2 separate regions of the Mus musculus genome follow, and region 2 is linked to region 1. The links are chromatin loops, found by intact Hi-C in ENCODE. Cell type or tissue: left cerebral cortex. All regions are shown on one strand.

The links. Peaks named below come from ENCODE experiments on the same cell type or tissue, not always from the same donor. Only the 100,000 strongest peaks of a DNase experiment are listed, where the experiment ranks them.
Region 2: a loop joins it to region 1, with 2.2 times the contacts of the local background. A loop is called at or near these places in 3 of 42 quality-filtered maps.

What each region holds. Positions count from the first base shown.
Region 1 is chr1:136,257,750-136,262,749 of GRCm38, forward strand. It overlaps Gpr25 (G protein-coupled receptor 25), which reads right to left and starts at 3,177. Exons shown (of 1, transcript NM_001101516.2): 1 at 1,165-3,177. The coding sequence starts at 3,124. The coding sequence ends at 2,048. In left cerebral cortex, no CTCF peak of the experiment used is centred here; DNase peaks (open chromatin) are centred at 2,599 and 4,350; H3K4me3 peaks cover 1,659 bases; H3K27ac peaks cover 1,444 bases.
Region 2 is chr1:136,172,471-136,177,470 of GRCm38, forward strand. It overlaps Kif21b (kinesin family member 21B), which reads left to right. Exons shown (of 35, transcript NM_001039472.2): 34 at 333-532; 35 at 1,567-5,000. The coding sequence ends at 1,621. Among named protein-coding and RNA genes, the nearest start is that of Mroh3, 38 kb to the right of the region's middle. In left cerebral cortex, a CTCF peak has its summit at 2,926 (motif pointing left); a DNase peak (open chromatin) is centred at 2,918.

The sequences.
Region 1 (5,000 bases):
GTGGAGATGAACTTGAGAGGAGCTCTGTCCTAGCAGCCTAGAGCAACACCAGCTCTGTAAGCTTTAGTCTTGCCACACATACCTTGATGGAGGTCAGCACTCCTGTCCCTTCGCCCCACTGATAGGGAAAGGAAGGACTATACTATAGATGGGCTCTTGGACTTGAAAGCACCTGAGGTACCTCTTCCTGGCTCAGGTGACCCTTGGGCTGCAAGCCTTGTTGCTCTCAGGGCATATATGAGGACACTCAGAGATGTTCTTTTGTTTTGTTTTGTTTTTGTTTTTGTTTTTGGAGACAGGGTTTCTCTGTAAAGCCCTGGCTGTCCTGGAACTCACTCTGCAGACCAGGCTGGCCTCGGACTCAGAAATCTGCCTGTCTCTGCCTCCCGAGTGCTGGGATTAAAGGTGTGCGCCACCACGCCCAGCAGAGATGTTCTTTTTGACAAGAGCAGCTATAAGATGAGATCAAAGTGGGCTGCGATGCTAAATACACTCCAACCAGTGGTCTCGGATGCTATCGAGAATGCAATGGAGCTAGATGAGGAGAGCAGAGGTGAGCAGGTTAAATAGCCCAAGAGAATGCCCTCCTTCAGACCCAACCTGGCACTGAACACCAGTCTGTGTTGCTAACTCCAAGGTCTAGGACTTGGTTCTCGGCCCAGTCAGGGAATGTCTTTCCCTCACTGATCAAAATGTTTGTAGGCTAAATCCTCTCAAGTAAAAACATTTACTTTCTAAGCCTTCCGGAAGCCTCAAAGGATAAACCAGAGACTGAAACGGTTAATTTTAAACATTTGTACTGGAAAAGCTCCCAGAGTGTGGGGGTGGGGGTGGGGAGCCTGGACCACATTTAAAAATCAAAATTACACATCTCTTCTTTGAAATGGCACCTGGCAGGCAGATGCCGTGCATCTTCCTCATTTTTTCCTTTCATCTTGTCACTATCTCGATGTGCGATGTCCTTTAAAAGAATGAGACTAAGTCATCCTCTGCCCGCTGAGAGTACCACACTCGCAGGTGCAGCTGGCGCTCCCAGTACCAGGGTCACACAAACCATCACCCTGAAGGGCCTGAACTACTGAGCTGAGCTTTGTCTGACTGTGTAACACACCCTTCTGACACCCATCTCGCTCTCGATGTTCAAATCAAGACACGGTTGCCAACTAGGGCCAACAAAAGTTTTTATTGAGATGTGTGTTCACAGAAAAACCTGGGGTCCCTGGCTGAGTGAGGGAAAATCTGAACACCCACTGAAAAAATTCAGATGCCAGCATTCAGAAGGAAGGCCAGAACTACTTTCAGGGCGAGTCCCACAGGTGTCTCTAGATGGGAGAAGGGTTGCCACACCAGTGTGAGGTAATGGGTGGGAAGGACCAAATTGCTCACAGGACTGTTCACGCTAGGGTTAGTTTCCATGTCTTTCGTGAGCCTTTGAAAACGAAAACCCGAATTGGGGATGAGAAACAATATAGATAACATAGTGATGACTGGAGAGAAGGGGGGGGGGCGGGATAGAGGGGGAGGGAAAAGGGAAGAGGGAGGGGAGCGGGAAAGGGAAAGGGAGAGGGGATAGAGGGGGAGGAGAAAAGGGAGAGAGAGGGAGAGGGGGAGGTGAAGAGGGAGAGGGAGGGGAAGAGGGAGGGGAGGGGAAGGGAGAGGTGTTTGAGATGGTGTTGCTAGAGGGCTGACCAGGAGAAGAAATTCCTCAAAGGACAATGGCTTTTGTAGGGGCAAGAACAGTCAGGAGCAAGAAGGACCTTTGAGAGTCTGGTTTGGATATTTGGGCTGAATTACACAGAATGAAGCAGAGAACAGAACCCACTTCCCTCCCATCTACTAGGTGAACCCGCTTCTCCAGGTGAGTGTCTACAGCTTTTCTTGCCCTGGAGAAAACTAATATAATAGCCCATCCTTCCCCATCGGTTTGTGAGAACAGCCAGCCCCAACAGCCAGCTCCGAGAAAGCTGATGGGCAGTCCCCTGGCGCATCTGCAAGCACATGGTTCCTCTCTTTGAAGCACCGTTCCACCTGCGCCATCCCGGGGAGGCTACCAAGTGGCCGAGGCAGAGTTCACCTTCGGGGACCGGCCCCGGAACACCGAACTGTCGTCCCTGGAGAGCGAGGAGGCCGAGCTGATCCTGCGCACCTGGCGCCCGGCGCGCGCGCACAGCCCGAACCGGGCCCGGGCGCGGAATGAGCGGTCCAACAGGAGGTAGATGACCGGGTTCGCACTGCTATTGACGAAAGCCAGGCAGGTGGTGACAGTCAGACCCCAGCGCAGAGCCAGCAGCAGGGAGCAGGGCAGCGGCAGCGCCTGGAGCCGCGCCAGGTGGAAGAGGGAGCGCAGGACGCCGAAGGGCAGCCAGCAGCCCACGAAGACGCTCTCCACGGTGAAGATGATGCGCAGGGAGTTGCTCCGGGCCCTACCGACGCGCGGCAGGCGGCGCGACACGCGCCAGTAGCAGATCAGGGTGACAGCCAGCGGCAGCGCGAAGGTCAGTAGCAGCAGCAGCAGCCCGACACCCTGGAGCGCTTCCCAGGGCTCTTCGGCGCACTGGCTGCCCACGCCGTCCAGGCTCGGCTGCAGTCCCCGGTAGAGCAAGGCCGGCAAACCCGCCAGGAACGCCGCAGCCCAGGCGGCGCCGCACACGGCTCGCACACAGCGCGCGCTCCGCAGCGGGCGCGCGCTCAGCGGCCGGCCCACCGCCAGGTAGCGGTCCACGCTCATGCCCGCCAGCAGCAGCGCGCCCGCGCAGCGCGTGACCGCCAGCGCGAAGCTGCTGACTTTGCACAGGCCGTCGCCGAAGGGCCAGAGGCCGCCGCGCGCCTCTGCCGCGGCCCACAGCGGCAGCGTGAGCACGAAGCCCAGGTCGGCGGCCGCCAAGTGCAGCACGAAGGTGTCCACCAGCCGCCGCGGCCCGCGCTGCCGGCTCAGTAGCCACACCACGAAGGCGTTGCCCGGCAGGCCCACGGCGAAGGCCGCCAGGTAGAGCGCTGGGATGATGGCGTGGCCGTAAGGCAGGTTCCAAGCAGGGCACAACTCCACTTGGTCCAGGGAGCCCGAGCCCGAATAGTCCCAGGACAACGTGCCCCAGCTAGGACTCCAGGGTTCGGTGGACTGCATGGCCGGGGTCACCGGGCCGGCGTGCATCCTGGCGCAGGGCGGCTGCCCTCTCTGAGCAGGAGGGGGTTTGCTTTTCACAGCCTGTGCCCAGCACCTCCCTCCCTCCCTTCCTGCCACCCTAGGCCGAGGCTTTGGGGTGAGAAGAGTGTGGGGCTGGGAGGGGCAGGCCTCTGTGGTGGTGATGTTACCTTCCAAGTTGGGGCTGACCCAAAGGGAAGGGCACAACTGGGTATTGTGAGATGTCCTTAGGGCTGAGAGAACTGCGGCCACTCAGAATTGGTGGCTCATCATTTCTGGGTGCTTGGCCTAGTATCTGGGGGAAGGGAGTGGGACTCTGAGATAGGGTGCAAGGGGCAGTGGGTGCCGTAGAGCCCTAACCTGTTCTCGATTCTCACCAGGCGTTTCTTTTCTAGTTTTTAGAGGGGGGGTGGAGGGTGGGGAGACAGACCAGGCATGAGGGTTTCTGAGGGAGGGCAACGCCTCGGCTTCCTTCTCTAATCTGCTCTGCTGTGTAGCACTTGAAGGGGTCTGAAGGTTGAGGGAGATTCCCTTGGTGCCCGATCAAGAATTGGCACCACAGTTCTTGGACTAATTAATAGCCTCCTAGGATAAAAGACTAGACGTGTCACCTGGAGTGACACTTCTGTCCTGGTCCAGGCCTCATGGAGCCGTGTGGAAAGGGTCTAAGCTAGAGACAGAAAGTGTAATCAGGTGGCCCTGCTGGAAGGGGGCCAGGCCCCTGGGTTAACCCTCCTCCTCCTCCTCCCCATACTTCAAAATCTAGCTGATAAGTCAAACAGGGTTATAACCTCTATACAAAAGATGACACAAAATGGCCCCTAACAATCCAACAGATTTGCTATTCTAAATCATGAGACAGTAGCTCTGAGAGTTCTTGTGAACTGATGGGAAAGGGTTTGTGGCTAAAGGGGTGCAGGATGTCTAAGCTTTGTTCCTTCCCATTCCACTCTCAGGGGACCTCTCTGTGCAGCAGGCACTGGCTTCCTCTGCATTGCAAGAAATGCATTCTTGACCTCAGATCCCTTCTCGAGGAGGGGAGAGACACAGGCTGTGTGTGCAACGGCCAGCCTGCCATCAGTCAAACTGTGGTACAGGTTTAAAACCACGTCCACTCAGCGCTTAGAAGGAGGAGCTGTTCATGCTTCGGGGAAAAGGTCCGCAGAAGGGGCGACAGTTCAGGTCGGGTCTAGGAAGGGGTTAAAGGTCAAAAGGAATGGCAAAGCAGAGAGGATGAGCCAGCCCAGGAAGGGATAAAAAAGCAAGTATACTGAGACATGCAGGAAGACACTGGCAGGCTGTGGCCTGATCCTGAAGGCTTTGGGCATCAGTCTGATTTGGCAGGACTGTATGAGTCACAGAGGGGGAAGGCTCATCAAGCCACAGGGACTCCACAGGGGGCTGTTGTATTCATGAAGGAGTTAGATGGTGGTTGTTTTATTTTAGGGGGGGTAAGATCTTTCACTCTCATTAGGCAAGAGTCCTGCCACTGAGTGACATAGTTATTGACACTAGGGACAGAAAAGAGAGGATGTGTCAGGAGATACAGTACAGGTCTCCATGTGGAGAGACTGGAGGGAGATCTGGGATGTCTCTTCTTTGGAACAGTGTGGTAGCTGTCTCTGTCCTTATAGGGCCAGAGCACAGAAGGGCAGCTGTGTGTGCACCCAGATTGACATTGATTGGAAGTAGGATGCTAACATCACTTATGATCCAAACCTAGGCACGTCTGAGAGTGAAAGAGGCATCGTCAGCAATGGATCCCGTGGCTCCATTCTGGGAGCCTCAGGACCCCACCTGGGTCATTTCCTTTCATATACAGAGCCACCTGGCAGGGAATAGGAAGTGGGATGGAGGG
Region 2 (5,000 bases), 85 kb before region 1:
GGGCCCTCTATACCCTGCTATACCCTGCTCTTGACAAAGCCCTTGTGCCCAGTTCTTTGTGGGAGCACTTGACTTTAGCCTAGCTCTCCTGTGGGCTGAAGATTTCTCCAGCAGCACAGATTTAGAATGTGGGACCTGGGGAGAAGAACCCATCTGTGCTTTGGAATCCCCCCAGCCTGGCTCCTGGGAATGGTAGGGTCCATCTGCATGTTAGAGCTGTCCGGAGCCAGGCGGCATTCCTCCATGGCTAGCAGGAGGGGTGATGTGCTCCTGGGGCCCTGGGGCAGGCCCTCTCTCTTCCCTACACCTTATGAGCCCTGGTCCTTCCACAGCAAATCCCCAACGCTCACAAGGACTGGGTGTGCGCCCTGGCCTTTGTACCCGGCCGGCCCATGCTGCTGAGCGCCTGCCGGGCCGGCTTCATCAAGGTCTGGAATGTGGACAACTTCACACCCATTGGTGAGATCAAGGGCCACGACAGCCCCATCAATGCCATCTGCACCAACAGCAAGCACATCTTCACGGCCTCCAGGTAGGTGCTAGGCAGAGAGAGCCGCTTTGCTCCCCTCCTAGAGTGACCAAGTTGACAACTGGCTCAGGGCTCCGCAGCTGTCCCCACACACAGATCCCATCAAGCACTCCTCTTTATATTTAGTGCTCAACTTCACTGAGCACTAGGCACCCAATGTCCTGGGTGCTGCAAAGGCAGGGGATCAGGGAGCCACTGGGCCCCAGGCCAGGACTTGCCCCCCCGCAGCGATCCAAATGGCTCTCACCCCCCAAGGGCTACAGACTGCCCTGCACCACTCCCACACCTCTGCCCCTCCAGCTGTAGCTCTGGCTCCTGTGCAGGCAGTGCCAGGCCCTCTATCCCAGGGACACTACTCAGCCGGGTTTCTTCTTTTCTCTCCTTGTTCCCACCATGTCCCTTCTCTCCCCTCCCATCTCTTCCTACCTCTCTTCTCTGCCTCTACCTCCCACCCCCACCCCCCCTCAAATAGTGACTGCCGGGTAAAGCTGTGGAATTACGTCCCTGGACTCACCCCCTGCCTTCCTCGACGAGTCCTGGCCATAAAGGGCCGCGCCACCACCCTGCCCTGACCTTCCCCCTCCCCCTCTCACTCTTCCCATCTTGCCTTTTCCTGTCTTTCCCCCACCTCGATCTGAGCTGCTTCTTCACGGTATGAGCCTGTTTTACTCTTAACCTTCTTACTTCACGCCCTGCCTGGCCCTACAGATCACCCTCCCCGACCCTCTTGCTAGCATGAGCAGTGGGCCAGAACCCTAAGGTGGCAGAGAACAGGGGGAGGCATTCAGGCCTGGACACAACACAACAGGAAAGTCTGGGACACCAGTCTTGCAGGGTCTTGCAGAGCATGGCCTGGGCCCTCCCCTTACCCAGTACCCCTCCCCGTGAGGTCTTCACTGGTCCTAAGCAGCATCTGCCTTAGCCCAGCCATATGTGAGGGAGGTGGGAAATTTGCCCAACCTTTGCTTTGGGGTGGGGGTGGGGCAACCAGCAGGGTCCACACCCACAGCTGAGCAGCCTCCCTCTGTCCTCCCCAGTGACCTGACAGTGAAGTTCTGGAGCATACGGCGGCTACCAGCAGCCCACCCTTGAAGTTAGGACTAAAGGTGGCTAGACCGTCAGATCAGACCCAGCAGCCTACCCAGCACGGAAAGGAAGCTGTGGCCCGACCTTACCGGAACAGCCAAGTTCACCGGAGTACAGAGGGTGTGGCTCTTCTCTCGCTCTGCTTCCTCCACCACCCCTTCTGTCCCTCCCCTGCCTCCTAAGAAAGACGAGGTGGAGGAGGGACACAAGCTGTGAAGCCAAAGGGCACGATTCCCCAAGCTGCTGCTCCACCTGTTCCCAAGCCTTCCTCTCAACTGGCCACATTGTCTCCTGCTGAGCCAGCCCTGCCCCTCCCCCAGGCCCTCAGCCTCGGTTGAGACCGAGGGAGAAGCAGGGAGAAGCCCCCATCTATCTTCCAGTGAGCTAGCCTCCTCTGTGTCTCCTAGCCCCACCTCCGGAGCCGCTTCACCTGCCTCTGAGCCCACCAAGGTAGTTCTCAGGTAACCATGGAAACCAGATGTAAGCAGCTGAGTCCTGCCGCTCACCCACAGCCAATCCCAGTGGGGCCCCGGCCCAGTCTTTCCTTGAGGTTCTCTTCTGCTGGGGCCTCAGTGGAGCTGTTTAAACAGTTCCTTTGGGGGGAAGGTCAGCGGCACTGCAGTCATTTAATATATTGATTTTTATTTTTGTGTTCTGCTGTTTGCCTCCTGGAAACTGACTTGAAGTTTCTTCCCATTCTTCCCTCCCCTCCTGGCACGGAGGTGGGGTGGGGTGGGGTGGGGGTGGGGGCCTTCCCTCTGCTTGCTCTGCAGATGAGGGGATAGCCTTCTCTATCCTTTGCAGCTCTGACAATTGCCCCGGACCTGCCCATGCCGGCATACCTTCTAGGATAGACCAGGTCTCTAGGCCGCCTAATGCCGCAGTGCCTTTCTCCATCCTGAGGCCTGATATCATGCCGGGCAGCCTTATACTAGCCATGCCCGCAGCCCACTTGTGTCTTCTACTCCTGGGCCTGGTGCCCACAGCCCCTGAAGGTCAGAGCATTCACCCCAACGGCCCAGTACCAGGGAGCTTGGTGGACTGCCCACTAGGTAGGCTTTGAGTAGTAAGGGTACCAGGTCCTTTGCCTAACCCCCCAGCCAGTTATGTTTCCACCCCCAAGGGGCTAGGGAACATCTTCAGCTTCTTTTCCTTTAGTTGTTCCAGAAACAGCCTTAAAACCAGCCTGGGACAAAGGCCCTCCCTTTTCAATTAGCGTGAGGAGGCAGTGACTCCTTGCTTCTCCCCTTGGTGCTGTGGACTCAGCTGCTGGGATGAGGTGAAGTCAGTGTCTAGCGCCCCCTACTGGAACAACTCTGAATTTATAGAACTGGGCCATGAGAGGGGCCAGCTCCGTTCCTCCCCCGGCTTCCCCTGCCCTTAAACTGGTCCACACTTACTCTATTGCTTCACTGGTCTTATGCATCCTGGTCTCATTCCGGGATCCATGAGCCTCAGCCCCATTCAGAGGCCGTGGTGACTTGTGGAGAGCTAGCATAGCGCCACTGTACTTAGCTCTTCTCCCTCTAGGGCGAGTACGTTGGTGCCTGTCCATGAGGCCCTAGGATGGGAGAGTTAGGAACTGATAAGGTCAGACCCTCTCTGAACCTTCCCAGAGCTGTGTCTGAAGCTGAAACTAAGAAGATTGTCCCGCTTATTGGTGGCTCCAGCCAGACACGGTGTTAAGTCTGGGTAAGTGGATATTTAGAACGGAGCACCGGAAAAGCAGATCACCTGGAACCTGGACCGTCTGTCTGCAAAGACCAGAAATCCTCCTTCCCCTGCTCATCCTGGGAGTGTTAAGGAACATCCTTAGCACTCAGAAGTGACCACATCTTCTCCTTCACCCATCTCCACCTAAATGGAAAGCCCGGACCTTACACCCTGTAAGAAAACCCAGAACCCGTCTGCATGGCTGTTTACAAACTACAGAAACACGTGAGACTTTGTCCCGACCCCTCAGGCTGGGCCGCCCCAGCCCGGGGTGCCTGTACTGTATGTATAGCTGCAAGGCCAGTTCTTGCACAAAGTGTGTGTGGTCTTACAGCCCCCGCGAGAGGTGCTCACCGGCATTACCCCTTCTGCCATTTCTGATGGGTCACTACCTCATGGCGGGGCTGCTATGCTGTCCCAGCGAGTGTCATTGACTAAACTTGAAATCGGAGCTCTGAGCTCATCGTCCTGAGCCATTCTGAGCTGTGTTCTGGGAACGTTGGAGTCCCTGCTCACCCACCCTTTCGGGGATGTCCAAGGTACATAGTCAGGGGCAGGACCCCAGCTCCACTCATTGCACAAGCATCCTTCTTGTCGGAAGCACAAACTGGTTGTAATTTGAGCACAATAGCAGGTCTCTGGGTAGACAGTATGAGCAAACTTGGCACCAGGAGATCTTTCCCAGATGGGCTTCGTCTTAGGTTAGACCAGGGCTGCCCGTGTCTGTGAGGTTAGACCAAGGCTGCCCATGTCTTTGGCTGACGCACTATGTACACTGGGAACTATTAATTTACTCCTTGTGCCCCTCCTAGGACTTGAGGCCCAGGCCACATCTGTATCCTGTGGGGGTCCTCTCTAGACCTGCACACCCCAAGCCTTTAACAACCAGAGTATAGCTGGTACCTGACCCTACTGAGCCTGAAGAGCCTGGACCCAGACTCCCATCTCTTGAGCTAACCCCGACATCCTTGCTTCCGATATTGATTAGCTTCCATGGAAAGTGTCTACTGTCCCCACTCTCTTAGGTCTTTTCTGTGCACAGTCCTGGGCCAGGACCCATCCCAGTATTAACCAGTTCAGTGTTTGGTCTTGTTGGTGAGACTTGGTCCGACAGCAGCCAACTCAATGCACATGCTGCCTGGAGCAGCCTTTAGAGACTGCAGAGGAAAGAGAGAGAACTCGAAGAATGAGAGGCTGACCCAGCGCAGCCCTTGATGTGGTCAGAGTGCCACCACAGCTACTTGAAAAGGGACAGCTATGGACCTGGGAGTAGCCTCCCACCGTTGCTCCAGCTGCAGGCCTGGAATGGTCTTAGGCTGTGTGGCTTGGGCAAAGGGCAGCTTAAAGCACAAACAAGGAGAAGATGCTGTCTTGCTGAAGGATTCTTCTGCTAGCCATTGTGGTGGTGGCGCCAGCAGGAAGCTGCTGAGAAGGCAGGACATTACATCTCTGCCCTGCCCTCTCCCAGTTCCTGGAGGCCTCCCTTGGAGTCTGGGCTGGGTGCAGCAGGCACACCCCCTTGGCTGTGCCTGGTATGTTTGTGTGGGCAGGACTTGCCCTGCAGGAGCGGTGAATTCCTTCCCACCATGTAGCCCAAACCTGCCACATCTATCCCTTTGTCCTTTCAAATAAAAAACTGCTTACTGCTGCTCTCTTTGCTGAGCACAGTGGC